3 separate regions of the Homo sapiens genome follow, and regions 1 and 2 are each linked to region 3. The links are chromatin contacts, found by Hi-C or POLR2A ChIA-PET in ENCODE. All regions are on one chromosome and are shown on one strand. Each heading gives the region's core, a stretch centred on a gene start or an enhancer-like site at or near the end of the contact. The rest is flanking DNA. Distances are from core to core; before and after follow the strand shown.

What was found. Hi-C counts contacts between places; a loop is a spot of excess contacts on that map. ChIA-PET counts read pairs that join two places held with the same protein, here RNA polymerase II (POLR2A). Pooled maps may share reads with other maps.
Region 1: a loop to region 3 is called in a map of endothelial cell of umbilical vein, with 8 times the contacts of the local background. The contact joins two enhancer-like sites. A Hi-C loop is called at or near these places in 1 of 168 maps with a recorded cell type or tissue (endothelial cell of umbilical vein) and 3 of 50 pooled maps.
Region 2: a map of endothelial cell of umbilical vein shows a loop between it and region 3 (5-fold over the local background). The contact joins two enhancer-like sites. A Hi-C loop is called at or near these places in 1 of 168 maps with a recorded cell type or tissue (endothelial cell of umbilical vein) and 1 of 50 pooled maps. POLR2A ChIA-PET finds 5 or more read pairs at or near these places in 1 of 52 experiments (A549).

What each region holds. Positions count from the first base shown.
Region 1 is chr15:97,499,424-97,503,938 of GRCh38, reverse strand. The region is part of intron 2 of LINC02254 (long intergenic non-protein coding RNA 2254); the gene reads left to right. Among named protein-coding and RNA genes, the nearest start is that of LINC02254, 20 kb to the left of the region's middle. Within about 2 kb of position 1,643, at least 2 of the 41 ENCODE cell types and tissues checked have a DNase peak (open chromatin) inside an H3K27ac peak, as active enhancers do; they include endothelial cell of umbilical vein, where a contact is called at or near this core.
Region 2 is chr15:94,604,419-94,608,963 of GRCh38, reverse strand. No RefSeq gene overlaps it. Among named protein-coding and RNA genes, the nearest start is that of LINC02852, 17 kb to the right of the region's middle. Within about 2 kb of position 1,488, at least 7 of the 41 ENCODE cell types and tissues checked have a DNase peak (open chromatin) inside an H3K27ac peak, as active enhancers do; they include endothelial cell of umbilical vein, where a contact is called at or near this core.
Region 3 is chr15:96,355,838-96,360,043 of GRCh38, reverse strand. All of the region lies in intron 3 of LOC101927263 (a long non-coding RNA gene), which reads right to left. Among named protein-coding and RNA genes, the nearest start is that of SCDAL, 15 kb to the right of the region's middle. RefSeq lists an enhancer at 728-1,570. Within about 2 kb of position 2,788, at least 28 of the 41 ENCODE cell types and tissues checked have a DNase peak (open chromatin) inside an H3K27ac peak, as active enhancers do; they include endothelial cell of umbilical vein, where a contact is called at or near this core.

The DNA.
Region 1 (4,515 bases), core at 394-2,893, 1.1 Mb before region 3:
AAGAGAATGCACTTCTGCCTGTTGGAGACACAAACTTTTATATTATTTTCCAGCACCCTACTCAGAGCAATGGAGGCTAACAGCACCGGGAGAACGATAACAGAATGAACAAGGGCCAACTTCCAACTCACATCTACATTTTTCATGTTTCAGTTTGGTTTCTGACTTAAATGTTAAGGAAGACAAAGATTTTGTTTTGAGCGATGACTACACTGGTTTTAAAAGTGGAACACTAGGATGGCCCATAAATATCCTTGAGATCAGACCATGTGGATGGTCATTTGCCTCTTCTACTTACTAATTGGAATTTTAGTAAATTAAATTTTCTTCGGAAATTTATTCTTTCTGGTCATAGTGTTAGCTAAAATACAGATAATACAACTGTTGTTAAAATGTTACTGAAAAATTAAATGTACTGATGTAGGTAAATTGGAAAGTGCTTCATTAACAGAACACTCTATAGGAAGAAAATATAATTGCTATTCATGTCAGTATTTATATCCAGATATAAGAATTTCAAAATTCATATTTTGGATTTTGTCTCTAAGTAAATAGAAATATAATATAATCAATAGTATCTTTAACAATACCATCACAGAAAATATACAGCAACATTTACAAGGCTAATCTTTATAAAAGTCTTCAACTTTAGATAGAATCTTAAAAAGAAAAACTTTAAGTAGAAATCCAATCAATGGCCTGCCATAGCCTATAAGCACAACCTTATCACAACCCTTTGTACTCTCAGAGGTATATTGGGTAAAATGCATTACTAGACTGAATGATACTTAGGAGGGAATATACTATGCTTTTGAAAAACATTTCTTGTAAACTTTACAAGAACAAGTAAAGAATAATAATTTCTATGCCTTTCAATATTTGTGATATGTTTCCCAGGAACTCATTGTGATTAAAAGGAGAATCAATTTCATAGCCTTGATCCCAAAGATCTCTTTTTTACTCTCATTCCATAATCCAGGTGATCCACGGACATGCTCAATCATATGTTCATGAATTAACAGCTAATTGACTTGATACTGGTTAGTTAAAGGAATGGTCTTCTTTTTTTTAATTTTATTATTATTATACTTTAAGTTTTAGGGTACATGTGCACAATGTGCAGGTTTGTTACATATGTATACATGTGCCATGTTGGTGTGCTGCACCCATTAACTCGTCATTTAGCAATGCTATCCCTCCCCGCTCCCTCCACCCCACAACGGTCCCCAAAGTGTGATGTTCCCCTTCCTGTGTCCATGTGTTCTCATTGTTCAATTCCCATCTCTATGAGTGAGAACATGCGGTGTTTGGTTTTTTGTAAAGGAATGGTCTTCTAACCTGTGCATACTTTCAGGGGGATAGTGCCCTTTCCAGAATTAAGGTATGTAAAACAATGATTACTGACAAGTGAGCACTCTTCTTTGCCATTTGCAGAGCCAGGCTACCCAGCACTGATTTTTGTGTGTGCATGTGTGCAATTCTTTGTCCATTTCTAAGTCTTGTAGATCAGATCTTTCACATCTTACATGAGAATTCTAAAGAGAAAAATGCAGATTTTTCAAGATCTCTGATGGGTTTACTTTAGAGCGGGGAAAATGGCAGCTTATGTGTACATGCCAAAGTTCCCAGAGTCCTGATTGTTACTGAGGGCCTAGTATGAGTCACGTCCTGTACCAGGCCCTGGAAATTAAAACAAAACAAAGCTAGGTGAATAAGCCATAAATCCTCTGAGGACAGTGCCTGTCTATGGACACACATGGACAACTTTAATTTATTTTCTAAGTGCTCAGGTAACTGTTGTAGGAGTGAGTTTAATTCTTGCACTGGGTATTTTGCAGTCTGAATGATAATAATGGAAATAATGACAAACATTTATTAAGTGGTAACTATGGGTAAATGGCCAGTATATTATTTCTAATCCCTAGAATAGTTCTAAAGAGCAGGTGTTGTTATCCAATTTCCATTATCCTCCCTTTAAAAAGCAGAGGATCAGAGAGGTGTAGCAACTTGCTCAAGGATATATGACTAGTAAGTTTCTGAGTCAACATTCATACCCAGATCTAGCTTCAAAGGCTATCTATCTATTTTCTTTGCTGGTTCTCTAAATACCATACAATCTATTATTATAAAATATCGTCTAGGAATTAGGTAGTCTGGGTGGGTCTTGCATGGTATAGTAGTTAATACAAGGCAATTAATGTAGAAGAAAAATATTTTCCTTTATATGCTTAAATAAGTTTGCATTAAAACATCATCTTATTTTTTACACATCATGGAACAGAACCATCATACTGTTCCTATTGTACAGAAGCAGAAAGGGCTAAAAAGATGAAATGCCCTGCGTAAGGACATACAACTAGAAATTTGCAGACCTGTGGCTGAGATCTGCTCTGCACATCCCAGTGTCACTTCCCCTGTGTGGTTCTGAGCTAGCACAATAGGGATCAAAGAGGAACTTGCTGAGCTGCAGAAGCAGAAGTCAAGTGGTGGCTGTTGTTCTCAGATGGTTGTCTCAATCAACCTGGAGATGAAGAGAGAAAAGTCACCCACTGGGTATGAATCCAGCTTTCCTCTCTCTCCTCCACTTCATATCCAACTCATCTTCTTGACTACTGGCTTTGTGGCCCAACTGCAACCATAGGCCCACCAGTAGATGTTTTACCATAAGCCTGCAGAGGCAGTAGCTACACAGAGACCACAACTTCTATGTAACCCTTTTGTGAACTCCCTCTTCATGGTTCCAGTTGGATACTAGACATGCTTGAAGTCTCATATTTCTCTTTAAGCTTTAATCTTTCATTCATGCCAGCAATTCAGGAAAATTTGTTAGTGACTCTCTGGTCTTTGACTATCCCTTCTAGAGCTTCATTTTTCTATGTCTGCATTTGTGTAAGGTCTAGTTTCTATAACACATCTCTTATTCTCCTAAAACTCATAGTGGCTCTACTATCTTGAGGGGACCATGACTAATGCAGTAATTGTTCCAAGAAGAACCTTAAAGTTGGAGTTGGTTCTCTGATCTGACTAGACGTAGGAGCATTGAAGACCTGATGTCACTGATAAACAGGACACTGGTAGTCCCTGGCATGCATTGGCAAAACATTCTTTAGATTATCATCTATAGTCAGCTGGAGGCAAGTGTTCTTTGAAGGCAAAGCTTTGGGCAAGTAACTAATAACAAATAATGTTTTAATGATGATAGAGAATATAATGTCTCTTGGTCTTGGTTGCACAGGATAACTTGAATAAAGAAAATGAAAAGTTCAGGCTTTAATTCTCAGCTTCTTTTCTAGATCAAGGGCTAAGAAGCTTTTCTGGCTGCCCTAACATAAACTCTTATCCCCGTAGCCACAATGGTAAGATTTCTGAAAAACAAACCTCAAAGCTAATCCTGATGGTGGCTAAATAACAATGCAAATTAAATTCACAACTTTTAAGAATCTCAACTTAAAGCTGGGGCATTCATTGGGAAGAGGGAGAACCTATAAATTTAGGATGGAAACATGTGGGGAAATTCCAGTGAAGCTGAAGACATTACACTTTAAATTCTGGCAAGCCTCCTTTGCCAGTAGAAGCAGCCATATTGTCTCCATCCAAGGAGGTGACGATTTTTCCTGAATAACCTGTAATAACCTTTACTTAGGTCACCGTCTTCAGGGTACTGATGATCTTCAGGATTTACCCACTGTCTCTCATTGCTTTTGGACCTGAAACCATAATCCAGTCCCTGAGGACCTAGAGGTATAAGTACATGCACCAACAGACTTGTAAGTTGTTGCCAATTTAGATTAACAGAAACCTGTAGACAAGTTATGATATTGGCCCATAAAAGTGTTGGATCAAGTTAGAAGGGATATAATATTGAATCAGAAAAAAATTGTATTTTATTTTATTTTAATTTGAGACAGGGTCTCACTCTGTTGTCCAGTCTGGAGTGCAGTGGTGCTATCATAGCTCACTGCAGCCTTGAATTCCTGGGCTTATGAGATCCTCCTCCCTCAGCACCCTGAGTAGTTGAGGACCACCATGTCCAGCTAAATTTTCTTTAATTTTTTTTTTTTTTTTTTTTTTTTTTTTTTAGAGACAGGGTCTTACCGTGTTGCCCAGACTGGTCTCAAGCTCCTAGGCTCAAGTGATCCTCCTTCCTCAGCCTCTCGAAGTGTTGGGATTACAGATATGAGCCATCTCACTTGGCCAGGAGAATATTTACTAACAGAGATGTAATAAGTAGAGAGTTTGGATTCAATGCAGTAGAGCAAGAGGTGGGACCGACTCTATTCAATTGTGCAATTGCTTGACTAGAGGCTGAACTAAATAGTAGCCAACACTATTAGGCTACTAGTAGGTAGGTAAGAATCCTGAGCCTCCTTTACATACTGAAGAGAAGGCTCCTCAAGGCTTAGGATGATAGGGGTGTCTTTGTGTACTCTATGTAATCGTTCCTCGCTTAACTCTAGCTAGATTGCTATGCTACCCTGGAAAGTTCAGAGAACACTGCCTCTACAAATTTCTCAG
Region 2 (4,545 bases), core at 239-2,738, 1.7 Mb after region 3:
CCTGGAGCATGTCCTTCTCTGGAATTCGCTGTGCGCTCTGGTTAATAGGGCAGCACTCATGAATTCTAAGGTTTGTCCCAAATCCAAAGCTTGTGCTTTCCCTTCCAGGTTTTTAGTCAAGTCATTTCCCATCGTCTTGACTTCCTTTCCCAGCTCACCCACACGGCATCCCTCCCGTGATGGTTTATTTTATGTGTCGACCTGGTGAAGGAATGCCCAGACAGCTGGTAAAACATTTTTTCTGGGTGTGTCTGTAAGAGTGTTTTTGAGAGAAATCAGGATTCGAATTGGCAAACTGAGTAAGGAGATGACCCTCCCCCACATGGATGAGACTTCTCCAAACCTTTGAGGGACTGAATAGAACAAAAAGGCAGAAGACAGACAAATTTGAGCCTTTTGCTTGAGCTGGAACATCCATCTTTTTATACCCTCAGATATCAGCATTTACAGTTTGCCAGCTTTCAGATTCAGACCACAAATTACACTATCTGCCCCCTGATTCTCACGGGGGACTTTGAATTATACCACCAACTTTCCTTTGGAATTGGACTGAATTTTACCACCAACTTTCCTGGTTCTCCATCTTACAAATGGCAGATCATGGGACTTCTCGACCCCCATAACCATGCGAACCAATTCCTGTAGTAAATCTCTTCCTATCTGTCTTTCTATTTACTTATCTATCTCGTATTCGTTCTGTTCCTCTGAAGAACCCTAGTATACCTCCACCCATGGGCCTTCATTGCCTCATTCCCCCACCTTCTATTCCCTAATACACAGGCCCTTTGACTTTTTCTTACCCCTCATTCCATCAACACATTAAGGACTATGATAAACAAGCCATCGTTTTGCAGTGATTCAAATACAGCCTTGCATTTTCTCCAATTATTTTCTTCTCTGTATCGTTTCTTCCAAACTTGTTAGTACCTTTTCCTGAGTGGAACCTAGCCTTTTCCTTATTTTTTTACCCAAAAGTTTCAATGAAGACATCGATTAGTAAAATCGTATGGTTTTCAAGGGAAAACTACCATGCACAGCTCATTGCATCTCCTATGTGAAATTAGAGCCCAGTTTCTGCTACAGATAACTAATATATTGTTTATTAAAAGGTACTGATTTTTACAAGCAAACAAAAAGTAAGGCTGACTGTCAATTTCTGTCTCACAAAGGAGGTTTCTGGAAACATGTTTCCCAACCTGAGATACCTGAGATTCTAAATATTTTCGATAATTCGCTTTGCCATTTGGAAGATCTGAAATGCTTGTATCACTTTTTTTCTAACTGTTCCTCCCCTCCCCTTCCCAGTGAAGGCCAACATAAATACAGGATGAGAGGAGGGCGGCGGGGAGCTTGGGAGGGAGGAGGATGGGAAAAAGAAGAAGATTTCATATCAACATTCAGATTTGATGTACATTATGTGCAGCAGGATCCAGGAGGTAGAGAGGCCGCCAGCTGGGGTTTGTGGTTCCAGAGGAAACAGCTGTTTTGAGATTATAGGAACAAAGGAAGTGTCAGGCCGGAAGGAGAGCAGGAAGCCACTTCAGCCCCTCTGAGTTTTTGTGGTAGCTCCTCCTTGTACCAGGGCTGTGAGACCTTCGCACGGTGTTCTCTAGGACAAATTAATGTGAGAAAATAATAATAAAACCACGAAAACAGAATTTGATGGGGTTTGTCATTTGGCTTGGTTTAAACAAGTGGTTACTGGTTGTGTAAGCTTGACTCACAACCCTGCTTTCTCATGGAGCTATTCCCCCTGCCCTGGTAGCAGGCCATGGAAGATTTCAAAAACAGCTTCTTACTGTGGGAATGAAAATTTGTTCATTAAAGATGTTACCTTTTAAACTCTCTGCCTCCTACAAACAGCTTTAGGCTTCTCCCACACAAATGTCTCTCCTCTCTCTCTTGTATAATAGGGAACTCTTTTAAAATATCAAGTAATTAAAGCTCTTCATGGGTGAACTCACCCATTGAGAGGAATCCTCCAGCACACGAAATGGTGTCTGTATCAAATTCTAAATCTGTCTTTTAAAAAACCCAACATATTTTTCTGATTTTTGGCAGTAAGAGACCTAATTTTGTTCCAAACGCGATACACTTGCCTTTTTTTTTTTTCCTCAGTGGGTTTATATTCTCCAGCTCCATTTGGGTGAAAATTTCTGTTATCCAGAATGAGTCAAAGACAGATTAAATAGCTACCTATATTTAAATTTTCTCCCATATTCAATTGTAATTTGTGTTCCCAGATAAATAGAGTGAGGAACCAAGATGAGGGAAGGTGAGAAGAAATGATGATAGGAGACAAATGGAGTTGTCTTTTTTTTTTTTTTTAATTGCCTCACTGTTACTGGGAGGTAGTAAAAAAGAAAAGGAAAGAAAAGAAAAAACCTAGACAACACACTCAAGCCCATGTCTGCTGATCAGACTGTGATGTGTTTGACTTTAATTTGTGCAACCAGCCCCCTCTCCAACCTAGTGCAGATGCCATGTCCTTTTAACATCAGCAGCCACTGGCCTCATTCTCATACCCTGAAACATGTTCCCTGGAAGTATCTCACAACCAGCCAGGGCAGAGAAGCAACCCTGCATGCAGTGAAAAGCAAATTGTTCTTGTGTTATACTTAGGCAATTTTGTTTTCCATGAGGTGTTTTAGTTTTCTTTGATTTGGGGTTACATATAAACAAAGTTATGTTTAAGAAATAACCATGGAGAAAAGCAATGATCAGAGAGGAATGGTTCCATTTCAGGAGCAATGTAATACTTGTCTCCTGGATGTGAGCATGGACCATGTGCAATTTCCTTTCTCTTTCAAAGAAAATGGTGAGAAGACCAGTTCCATCAGCACCTTTGCTGCCCGGGAACCCAGGTATACATTCAATTCAATTCATCAATTTCTCAGTTAAAGTCATGAGGTGATTAATGTAAGAGGCTTGTCCTGAAGCTGTTCACTCATATTGGCTTCCAGTCAAAGATCGAAATTCATGAGCACACCATTCAGAACATTTTCCACAGGAGTTGACTCTATTCCCCTCTTTGATGAAGTGCCATTTCTTCTAAGGGTAGGGCAGTCACAGTTAACTAATAAGTTACCTCAAGGTTGTCGACTTCGCTGTGTTGTTTCCTGTGGGAGACTGGGAATGAAAACTCAAAAAGACATAGGACCATGTGCCCTTAGGGCTCAGAGGGACTGGAGATGTCATCTGGCTCAACAGAAGCATGTTATGGAGGAAGAAATGGAGCCAAGGGAGACTGAGTGCCTGTTCAAGGTCCCAGGCCTGAATGGCAGAGCTGGGCAAGACCCGTATCCCCTTACCACTCGCGAGCCTTTGCCACAGCTCAAGGCACATTTCTCAACGCATTTTACCTACGTGGGCAAAACAGATCGCGGGTTCTCCTTGATGAGGCAAAAGACTAAAACGATGGGCCAGTGACCGATGAAGGGTGGCAGGAGAGCTCACAGATGAGAGGGTGGAGAGACAAGAGAGGTCCTGGGAAACGCATGTAGAAGAGACAGAGAGGGAGGGGTAGAGAAGGGAATATTCAAATTTTCATTCTCCACAATCTCCCTTTTTCCCATGATTGCTTACGATGGCAAGAATTGGTGAAACTACATTTTGAGACTCTTTTTTCCTTTTTCTTGAATAGCAATAATTAGTCGTGTCAAGATGACCACTCAAACGACAATGTGATTTCAATGAGAAAAAGTGGAGGAATAAACTATAATTATTTGGACAGTCATTCAATCAGATTTTCTTTGCCTTGTCACATTTTAAATGATTAATGAAGTTTCATGCGGGTGTCTGCTGAAGAGGTTACTGAACATGTTTTAAAGCCTTCTCTTTTTTTGCTTATTCTTTTCCATTTCAAGTACATAACAGTTTGTGAGATTTTTTTAAACTCTCAGTTTGAATTAAGTAGCATCATAGGCCACTTAATCTAATTTAAACTCCAATGTCACTTGCTCTTGACATTAGCTATGTAAAAAATAAACATTTTTCTTCTCCAAGTAGCCTAAGATGTGAGCCATCGCTCCTAGCGCAGTATTTCCTAAAGATTTTGGAGCTTTAGATAAGTAGAGATGATCTCAGAAAAATAGGGCTATGACTTGGGAAAAAAAAAAAAAAAGGAAAGGAAAGACAGCATAAAGTTCATCCTCCAGTGAAAAATCACATGCTACTTTGCATATTAAATGTTTTGGGAAGCTCTACCATTAATACGACTCTTTGATTATGTTTAATTCAGCATTTCTTTAACTTATTTGACACAGGGTGTCTTTATTTTCCTAAAATTTACTAACATTCTTTCAGCTCTGTGTTCCACAGAAAACAGTTTGGAAAATATTCATTTAGCTGCTAAGTGCACAAACTCAATTGCATAATTATGATTCATCGTCTTCTTCTAAACAAGGAAAAATAACCTGAAAATGAAACATATTAAGGGTGATTGTTTTGAAAATCAAATAATCTTTTTTGACAATGGTGGAAAATCATAGTTTTAAATAATTATTAGAAAATTTTGCCTTGAAAATATTTTAGAAATATAAAAAA
Region 3 (4,206 bases), core at 1,539-4,038:
GGAGGGGTGCTGCCTGAGATCGGCTTCACCTCTCCGCACCCCTCCAAGGCCGCAGAGAGTCACTAGGCCAGGGTGGGGCCCAATGAAGCCACCGGCCCTGCTGGCCCGGGAGTAGCTGGCTAGCGCCTGGGGAGGGCGAGGTTCTCTCCACTTTCCCTCCCGTGCACTTTCTCCAGGGGCGCATCCTCAGAGGGCTCCTCTGAGTCAGAGTCCTCAACCAAGAGTTGGAATTTCTCCGAGGCGAGTGCAGGTCACAGGCCATTTCTGGAGCCACCCGGCGGGGCATTTGCCCGAACACCCGGCACAGTCTCCTCGCCAACTTCGGGCTGCTTTGGATAGTCAAGGGGGAGAGGGGTCGAGGAGTATTCCCTCTTTGCCATTTGACCCCAGAAATGAGGATGGAGAGCAACCGGAGCGAAGGAGCCGGGGAAGAAAGTTCAGCAGGACCTGTTGCTGGCGCTCAAGCAGCCTCGCCTCGGAGAGAATGTTGGACACCTTGATTTCTCCAGGGAGCACCAGTGCTCTCCCCACCTCGGGGAGTCTTGGGGGAAAGAGACTAGCAGACGCAGAGGGCCAGAGGCCCGGGGAACTCTTCCCCGGCTTAGGCTTGGAGTGCAGGCAGGGACAGAGTGCGGTGAAGTCACTGTGAAAAGGATGGCGTCCCTAAGCCCGGCTAAGACTGAAATTGCAATCGTAGGGAACTGAGATCTCCAAAAGAATGTGGAAGGTTTACTTTAAAACACCCAACCAGTTCATTTTTCTCAGAAGGCATTCTGGATGCCCTGACGGGGGCATGCCGGGATGGGACCCTTCTCCCCTCCCCACAAGAACTTCAGACACCTGCTCTATCCTGCCTTCAGCCCCCAGGCCCCTAGGACCGCAGGACCCCTCCTTCCTGGGTTTCCCTCACAGAAGAGAGTCATTTAATGTTATAGATAACTCAGCCCCAGCTCAACCCACCCACCCCTGGAGAAATTTAGTCTCCTCATCTTCCTCACCCTGCTGCCACCATTTCTAAAGGTTTAGTAGAGTCAGGGCGTCATGCAGGCCCTGGGCTTTCCCCAACCGGATGGAAGAAGGAAGTAGACGCCCTCAACCAGCTGGGGAGCTGGGCTGGGCGCCGATCTATATTTCGGGGTTCAGCCCCATGGGTGGCAGCCTCTCTGAATTCCTAACTGTGCTAAGGGTTGGGGTCACCTGCCCAGATACGTTGCATAGCCCAAACCCATGACAAAAGTCTGAGTGGAAATGGAGCCCTCCTTCCCCCACACACGAAAATGTCGCCTTTTGGCAGTGCGGCCCCCAATCCTTCATGTCACCTGAGGGTCACACTGCAGGCGCAGGGCTTCACTGGGTCCTGCCTCCTGGGAGGTGCTCGCAGACCAACTCCAGGGTCGACAGCCGGCAAAGCAAATGCTGGCGGTTAGGTGCTCAAATAACATTCTTCATTCCTCTTTTTCAAAGTTGATTTATAGCAATCGACAGGTTAAAGCCTCATCTGACTTCATTACTTTTAAAAGCTGTCTATTTCACAACTGTCACTTTTCATCACTTAGCTCAAATAAATACTTGAAGAAATGAATTGGAAGAGACTTTCAGATCATGTTTATAATTCTTGGTCGCCGCGTTAACATTCCTAATGACCTGACCCTCTGAGTTTCTGCAGACTTCTAAATTGGGCCGAAAATTCCTCCTTATATACTAGAAAACTTCAAGGAAGGTGAGGTGGCCGGAAATGCGACTCAAGGGAGAAGTGCAGCGGCTGCATGTGGAAGGCAGGGTGTTGTCGCAGCAAAGCATCCCAGCAGCTGCGAGGGCCCAGGCCCGAGACCCAGGGCCACAGAGAGGGGGACAGCTCACGGGTCAGGGGATTCACATGGAACCAGCTGCTGACAGGAGGGCCCCAGCCTAGCAGCCGCGCCGCCCGCCCGCGTTCCTCGGGTCCCGCCGACCAGGCTGCAAAACCACGAGAAAATTCATGCCAGAAGGAAACGCTGTTCATTGGGACTATTACTATTATTCTATCACTGTTTCAAAAATGATTTTAAAGGGCCCCTACGACCGCAGATGAGGAGTGGCAGAGTGAGAGCCATTTTCTCCCAGTCATCTTCGACTCAGAGCTTGTGAGACACCCAGAAAGAGCAGAAGCATGGAAACGAAATCGTACGCACTGAAGTCCGTTCAATAAATTGAAATAGTTTCTCCAATTTTGCTACCATTTGCCCAAGCCTTCTAGTATTACCAGCCGGTGGTAATACTTTCACTTTCTCTCTCTCTCTCCCTCTCTCTTTCAAGCTCTCTCTCTCTCTCTCTCTCTCACACACACACACACACACACACACACACACACAACCAGTTCTAAGAAATAGGAGGAAAAATACAGAAAAAAAAAAGCGAAAGGAGAGGTAAGAAAAAAAAACTACAGAAAATAAAAGGAAAAGGAAGGGAAGAAAAAGGAAATGAGAGAAAAGAAGAAAGCAAAGGAAAACCCAAAAACTATATATCTTTTCTTTTTTAGTTTGGGGGACAACGATAGAACACATATTTTCCTTATTTTTTTCTTTGAAAAAGAACAACAAGAACAACAAAAAACCCTAAGCTGCGTCTCTGAGCTTGTGGTGGATTGGGCGCTTGCTCGGTGTGCCTGGGCCGAGGCTGACTCCAGCGCGCCGCTCGCCGTGCCTGGGGACCTGCAGCCCCAGCCTCCGCCCCGCCCGGGAATTTCGAAGATTTCCCCCGAGCGGCGGCGCGCGGAGTGTGCTCCGGAACTCGCCATCACAGCGCTCCCCGCCGCCGCCAGCCTTCCCCAGTCGTGGCCTCAGGCCTTCGCCCACCCTGCGGACCGCTCCGCCTAGGTGGGTCTGAGCGCTCCCGATTTTCCGCTCAGAGGCTTTAGGAACCCCGAGTTAACATTGCTCGGTGGCCGCTGCCTCGCTGCGTGGACGCGGCGGCGGATGCGCTCGGTGGCGAAAACCCGGGCGCGCTGCCGTACCTTGGAGCGCCACCTCGCTGCAGAAACTGGAATGACGCCGCCAAGCCTCCCAGCCTGCGGCAGCCTAATTGTACGTCACCCGGACTTTTTCCGTAATCGAAACCCTCAGAGAAGCCGCAACGCACAGGTCTTCTGACGGGTTAAAAACCATTATCTGTGACCGACAGATCCCACAGTGGCTGCATTGGGATGAAGGGAAAATAACAGAAGAAGGAGAAAAATATATAGGCACAATTTCACCAAGTCTAAAGTAGTCACTCAAGCTGGGGAGCTGCTTTCCTAGAAAGGAGAAGATAAATGAGACGTGGTCTTTAGGAAGCCACTAGTTCGGGCCCCGTGTATTTCCGGCCATTCAGCTGCGGCCAGTGCAGATGTCTCCCATGAGGTGGTGCCTATAAAGTCATCCCTTCCCAATTATGATTTCCACCAAAATTCATTTATTCTGGTCAGTCCAGCATTAGAGGGGTTCTGCAGTGCCAGTCTCCAGCCTACTGGGACACTGTACCCACAGCTTTTGGCTTTGCTGACTAAATAACCACAAAATATAGCCCCCAACACGTACACCTGTCCGCCGGTGAAAGTAGCAACTGGCAAGAATTGCAAATTACACAGCCTCTCTTTCCAAGGTGCAACTGGGCATTTGACACTATTTTATCCAGTTGATAACTTAACAGGTTTGCCGCAATCTTATATCCACACGACCATAAAATATACAGAAAATTTAACCCACTTATATGGTGAGCCTTTGCTTCAATGTGTCTTCAAAGTGCACCATCCCAGAGATGGGTGTTATAAGTTAAAACAAATGTTACATGCCAAACATGGTTTTAAAAATACAGCATCTCTGTCATGGTCCAGTGAGGATTTGTGTGGTTTCTTTGTTTTGAAGGGAGGTACAGAACCTTTATTTAATGTAGTTTTTATTACAAAGTTCAAATCCTTTTTTTTAAAAGGAGCTCTGTGGATCCTACAAATAATGGGAGCTGAACTGGGGACTATAGGGTGGAGATAGAGTTTATCTGGTGTTGTATAAGCCCCTGTATTTCCCTGCCTGAGCAATCCCAACATAGAGATCGCTTCTTGAAACTCCGCAGTCCCCTGAGTTAGCGGGGTGAGCCCCCAAAGGGCAGGCAGGGGATAGCGTGAGTGCCCCTTCTCCCTGTAACCAGGGCTCCTCCTTGCTGATTAGGAGCTCTCAGATCTTGCTCAGAAAT